Regions from separate parts of the Mus musculus genome. Here region 1 is linked to region 2. A link is a loop called in an ENCODE intact Hi-C map of the cell type or tissue named here. Cell type or tissue: left cerebral cortex. All regions are shown on one strand. Links, peaks and the distances in the headings refer to the core of each region. The heading gives the core; the rest is flanking DNA. Region 1 has its middle 21 kb from the start of Chrna4. Region 2 overlaps Gm14340 (a long non-coding RNA gene).

Region 1 (2,913 bases), core at 304-2,803, 240 kb after region 2:
GGATGTCCATTAGGCACAGACATAAACCACAGCTATTCAGCTTTTAAACACCTCACTCCCACCATGCACTGGGCCCTTGCCCCTATCTACCACCTGGGCTTGGGGCCAGACCCTACTGATAGGTTTTGTGTGTCAACTTGACGGGAGCTGGAGCTATCCACAGAGAAAGGAGACTCTTTTGAGGAAATGCCTCCGTGAGATCCAGCTGTAAGGCATTTTCTCAATTAGTGATCAAGGGTGGGAGGGCCCATTGTGGGTGGTGCCATCCCTGGGCTGGTAGTCTTGGATTCTATAAGAAAGCAAGCTGAGCAAGCCAGGGGAAGCAAGGAAGTAAGTAACATCCTTCCATGGCCTCTGCATCAGCTCCTGCTTCCTGACCTGCTTGAGTTTCAGTCTTGACTTCCTTTAGTAATGAATAGCAATGTGGAAGTATAAGATGAATAAACCCTTTCCTCCCCAATTTGCTTCTTGGTCAGATGTTTTGTGTAGGATAGAAACCCTAGCTAAGACACTCAGGCATTCTCTGCACCCTCACAATGGTCTGTTCACAGCTGATGCTCACAGAGACTGGATCTACTATAGTTTTCTGATGCAGGAGAAAGCACCTGCTTGGTCTAGCTACAGTCAAAAGGCCAGCCAGCAACCATGCCTCAGTTAGTTGTAAGGCCTTTTGTACATTTCCCACAACTTGTCCCCAGGTCTCTGATCCTACATGGCAATAGGCCCTGGGGTGATATGGATTGGAGTGGTGATGAGAGGGCCTTGAGTAGAGGGAGTCAAAACATGACCAGAGTGGCTACCTCATGGGACAGATCTCCAGGCATTCAGGGCCCAAGATGTTGCCCCCAGGGCACCCTGCTAGACCTATAGACTCCAGTAGGTAACACTTGCCTGTCCTCGGGGCAGCTCTCTTCATTCCCCAAATGGGCAGCCCTGCTATACCTCACCCAAAGTGAACTGAACTTGCAAGGGGACTGGTGACTGAGAGCTGGTGGCCAGCTCAATGTAAAGCTCTAACCCCAAGTCCAAGTACTTTTCCTTACCCTCTCCTGACAAACCTGTTAGCCAGAGAAGGTGAAGCTTAGAAGCCTTCTTGGCCTGAGACCCAGGTGATATCTTATACCAATCTCAAATCCCCACTCCTGTTACAACTCCTATATTATATTGACATTCCAGTCATAGTAAAGCCTGGGGCAAAAGGACCCTGAGTTCAGTGGTGCTTGCTTCATCTGACCTGGAGGCTACATATGGGATGCACAGCCTTTCCTGAGGGGTAACTGTGGCAGAGACTTTTGGGTAAACAGTTTCTTCAAAGGATACACTGTTAAATCTGGTCAATGTCAGTTTGAGAAGGCCACAGACTCATGTTGTGAGATGGATGCTAACACTGGCCTGTCCTCTACAAAGGTGCCCTGGCAGAGACCATGACTGAATCAGGCACAAGACTAACCATGCTTCGAGTTCACCAGAACCAAACAAGTAGGTGTGACTGCAGTGCCACCTGCTGGATGCCTTTGGAAGACCCGTAAACGGGTGGTGATGATGCTGGAACCATACTGTTGTCTTGGTTATCAATTCTAACCTCACCGTTCTACCTTGGCCACCGTTCTCTTCTCTCATCTTCACCCTAGATGTAATAACACCTGGCCAGTCCCTTGGAAGGGAAGATAATATGCAGCGAGGATCAGAAGAGACGTCCCTAGGAAGATTCCTATCTGTGTCCTCTTGCTCAGGGGATGTGCTGGTCAGGCTGCCAGTGGACTTGACCATCCCTCAGTTTCTAGTCTCCTCTGAAGGCAAACGTGCTCTTATATCCAATGCCAGTAGGACCCCAGGTTGCATCCTGCTGTCACTAGGCCTGAACCCTCCTATAGATAGGTCTCTTCCATCCTTGATTTAGTATCTTCCTTCCCTTAGGGAAGAACCCAGTTGCCTCCTGGTGTGAGTCTTATAACCAAAGACTCCTCTTCCACCAGACTCCTCCCCACACCAAATCTACTCAGAGCCCACTGGTTACAGGAAGAACCCATGGTAGACTCTGCTAGGCTCTTCCTACCTTGACTGCACTCAGGTTCCATGTCACTGTCCTGTCAGCCATGGGCCCATCTGACCTGCTGAAATTGTCCTCTCAGCTGAATTGTTAAGGCAGAAAATATTTTACCAGATTTCTTCTTGCTGCCTGAAGAATATAACATTTAATTTCGCATCCTAAATTGCCACACGGCCCCTTTAGGCTCAGCCCCAGAGAGTTTGGTTGAGGTGCTCATCACAAACCCAGGAGATTGTGTGACGCTCTCTCTTGGCCACTTGGGCTCAATACCTGTCCTGCATGGGCAGGTTATCATGAACAGTTCTGCTCCACTTCTTCTTACTGTTTTGTTTCCTAAGTCTTAATACATTTACTGCTTTGTTGCTTGTTTAATTTCAAAACCAGTGTGTGAGGCTGTGGCTTTCTCAAGAGTTACACACATAATTAGAATGATGAGGGCCCTGTACATGTCTCCACCGACTATCAAGACAGTAGCATTACTAAAGTTTCCTGTGGCCGCATACATCAACCTTTACCTTCTACTGCTGGGATCATAGAACTGGGTGTTTGGGATTCTCAGAGACTGAGGGTGAGAGCACCTTCTGTGCTGCCCCACATAAGATTCCATTATCTCTTAGTGGACTGGTCAGGGCCCACCATCCCTGCAGTGCACAGCTGTGAAAGCCAGCTCCCTAGGGCAGCCAGGGTTGCCTGGGCCTCAGGGTATACGAGCTTTCAAAGCTCTAAGAGACTCTGGCAAGTATAGAAAGGTAGATACCTGACTCTGGAGAAACGGGTCAACTTCTACCTGAGGGACTTGCCCTCAGGAAGGGTAGAGAAACCCAGGTGTTTTTCACCAATACCATACAGGATTAACTATTGGC
Region 2 (2,913 bases), core at 134-2,633:
CCAAACTGACCTTGAGAAGTCAGTGGGCAGCTCACGCCCACCACAGGACCTTTGCACTCACTGTCGGTTCCACTTGACTTACAAAATAAGTTTAGAACCAAGATTTCAACAGAGAGTCTGCTCTTTGCTTCTAGAGTCGTGGAAACTGTTTTCGTTTTGGCCTATCAGTAAAGGGCTTGGGGTAACCGTGGACACCTGCGTCCTGAAGAAAACCAGCATGGGACACTTTCTATGTGCAAGACAGGAAAACTTCATTCTTCTGCAGCCAGAAGTGGGGACCTGCTAGAGTCTTTGAGCTCAGTGACTGCACAATGGTTTTGCCGGCTGTGAGCTATGGCTGGTATGTCTTCTAACTACCATGTGACAAGTTCAGGCCTTGTCACCAGGTTCTGAGTCGTCAGTTGTGACACCTGAGTTACTGGTGCCCCACGTGAGTTATTGGTGCAGATCTATTACTGCCTTACCTAACCTGGCGAGCCACTGGCTTGGCAGCACCCTAGGTTAATTTCCTTCTACCTCACAGCCTCTGTCAAGTTCCAAGGGATGTGGTGCCCAGGCTGTCTCATCTCTGGTTCATCCCTTGGAGGCATTAGCTTTAGAATCTGTACCCTTCATCCTGGTGATTTCAATGCTAGAGATTAGCGCCCAATAATGTCTATAACACTTCCTCTTTCTCGAGGAATCAACATGCACTCCTGTGCCATAGAAAAGGCTGCTAGAGCTGTAGAGGGCTGGAAAAGCCCCATGCAGAGTGATCTTGGTGTTGAGGAAGACCATTACCTGGCTCTTGTGCTAGAAAGATGTGCCTCAGAGTCGACTGCCTGAAGTTTTGCTGGGAAATGTGCTCCATCTGTCCCAAGCCAGTTTGACTTGAACCTAGTGAGCCAGAAATGACCAGGTCCCTTCCCTCCTGACACCCTGAGGACAATACTCCTGTGACACTAATAGGCAGGTATATATGTGCAAGTGTACACATGTTGTATTTAACAGGAGCCTACTATGTGCAGGTGTTCATATGTTGTATTCAACAGGAGCCCACTCTGTGCACTTCTTCATGGAAAAGGCATGTTTCTTCTCTCTCTTGTCTAGTATTCTATTAGGGTGATGATAAATTCACCCAGGCTCAATGGGCACTTGTCTGCCCAGCTTCTTCATGGCCTGCTTCTTAGAAAACTGAGAACTAGAATGGAGCATTGCTTATGGTCACCCTTAGCAGGTGACAGACACCAAGTCCAAGGTTTTGACATATTCACTTGGTCCTGAGGAAGGATTCCTGGCTGATCTGAGTTAACAGCATCCATTGCTGATCCATCCACTTGAGAACTGTATGCTCTGGACAGATGGTTCCGTGTGCCTTGAAGCATTGGGCTCAGCTATGGATGCTTCCCCAGATAGCCACAGGGCTCCCTTCATGCAATCTACAGGATCCCTACAGTCTTAATACTGCCTTGGGGTGCAAAAGAAATGTGTGGGTCTCCCATTAGAGGAATTAGCCTAGCTGTGAGAAACGGCTGTTACCAAGACAAGTTCTGCAAGTCCCCAGACACCAGTGAGTCAGCTGGCTTTCTTATGGCCTGCATGGGAGCCCAGACTGCAAAGTCTGGCCAGGAGTAGAGAGCCCTCTGCTGCCTACATGTGGGTGCTACATCCGTTTCTATGCTTGCTGAAATATGAAACTGTGTTGGGGACACCCTCCCCAAGACAGCACATGCTGGCTACATCCTGTGTGGGAAGGAGGGAAATGACAGTCACGACTTTGACTCGTGGGACTTGATGCTTTCCATAAGCCTTTGCCAATTCCTGCGTTCTGTCACAGGGAGGAGAAGGAATGTTCTATGTGCCTCTCCATGTTCTACTGACATCGACTGTCACATCCAGTTAACAATGGCCATCTCCATACATGGCCTGGCTGGTTCTACCCAGGTGATGACTAAGGGGACAGTAGGAGAAACCACTGAGCATTAATTAGTAGATTAACTAAGGAAGCTTACCCTCTAGCATCCAGGACCAGGACAAGGAACAGTCCTTCTTGAGTGCAGAGCACAGGGGTGCCTGTTTTGTATCTGTGACCTCTGTGAAGCCCACATCAGATTCTCTCAGTTCAGCCTGAACAGGGTTTTTCCATCTGTCAGCCCTGTCAGAAAGCTGACCTGCTTAACTCTGGTGTATCCTGTATCCTTGTTGAGGATTCTGTGGCTTGAAGTCCTGCTCTAACGGATGACCCAGCTCTGTGGACCAGCCTTGCCACAGGAACACAACAGCAAATTCCTGTGTTCGATCAGGGTCTTCTCATCCCCTGATAGGAGGAGGATGTACTTTCTCAATGGCATGGCCACTGGGAGCTTACCTTGGCTTGAGTGCAACTCATAATGGCTGCCATGTAATAGCTGTCAGAACTCTCATAGGACAGGTGTGTATGAGGGTTTAGAGCCCAGCCCTGCAGGTCTGCCCACAGCTGTGGCTCTGAGCTCAGAACTCATAGACCCTCCTGCCATTACAGTGACTTCATATTCTCAATTGGAGCAGAAAGCCTTGAGAGCTTCCCCCTGGGGTTGGGTCACATGTCGTGTAGCAGAACTGAGCAACTGCCCTAATGGCCTTCTGGATGGTATTCATTGATGATGGAGTTGAGACCCTGGCCGTTTGAAACAGCCTGGCTCCTGATCACAAAAAGAGTACTCTTTACTCTCCTTAGAGGACAGAGCTCTCACAGGACTTGGAACAATCCAGATCTCCCGTGAGAGCATTCAGGGAAACAGTCCTCACAAGGCTGAGGGACGATCTGGGAGGCTGGCCCACATCTTTGACCCAAGATGGAATCACCTAGGACACAGCCCCTTTTGGGAAGTGAAGACAGAATGTTCTAGAATGTTCTATGCGTTTCAGAGTCTGCTGACCCCTTGTCTCAGCAGA

What was found. Hi-C counts contacts between places; a loop is a spot of excess contacts. Peaks named below come from ENCODE experiments on the same cell type or tissue, not always from the same donor. Only the 100,000 strongest peaks of a DNase experiment are listed, where the experiment ranks them.
Region 1: a loop joins it to region 2, with 2.6 times the contacts of the local background. A loop is called at or near these places in 3 of 42 quality-filtered maps.

The regions. Positions count from the first base shown.
Region 1 is chr2:181,058,869-181,061,781 of GRCm38, forward strand. No RefSeq gene overlaps it. Among named protein-coding and RNA genes, the nearest start is that of Chrna4, 21 kb to the left of the region's middle. In left cerebral cortex, for the core only: a CTCF peak has its summit at 1,502 (motif pointing left); a DNase peak (open chromatin) is centred at 1,500.
Region 2 is chr2:180,821,010-180,823,922 of GRCm38, forward strand. The region is part of intron 1 of Gm14340 (a long non-coding RNA gene); the gene reads right to left. Among named protein-coding and RNA genes, the nearest start is that of Gm14340, 2.5 kb to the right of the region's middle. In left cerebral cortex, for the core only: a CTCF peak has its summit at 1,620 (motif pointing left); DNase peaks (open chromatin) are centred at 1,685, 2,488 and 2,604; H3K27ac peaks cover 1,666 bases.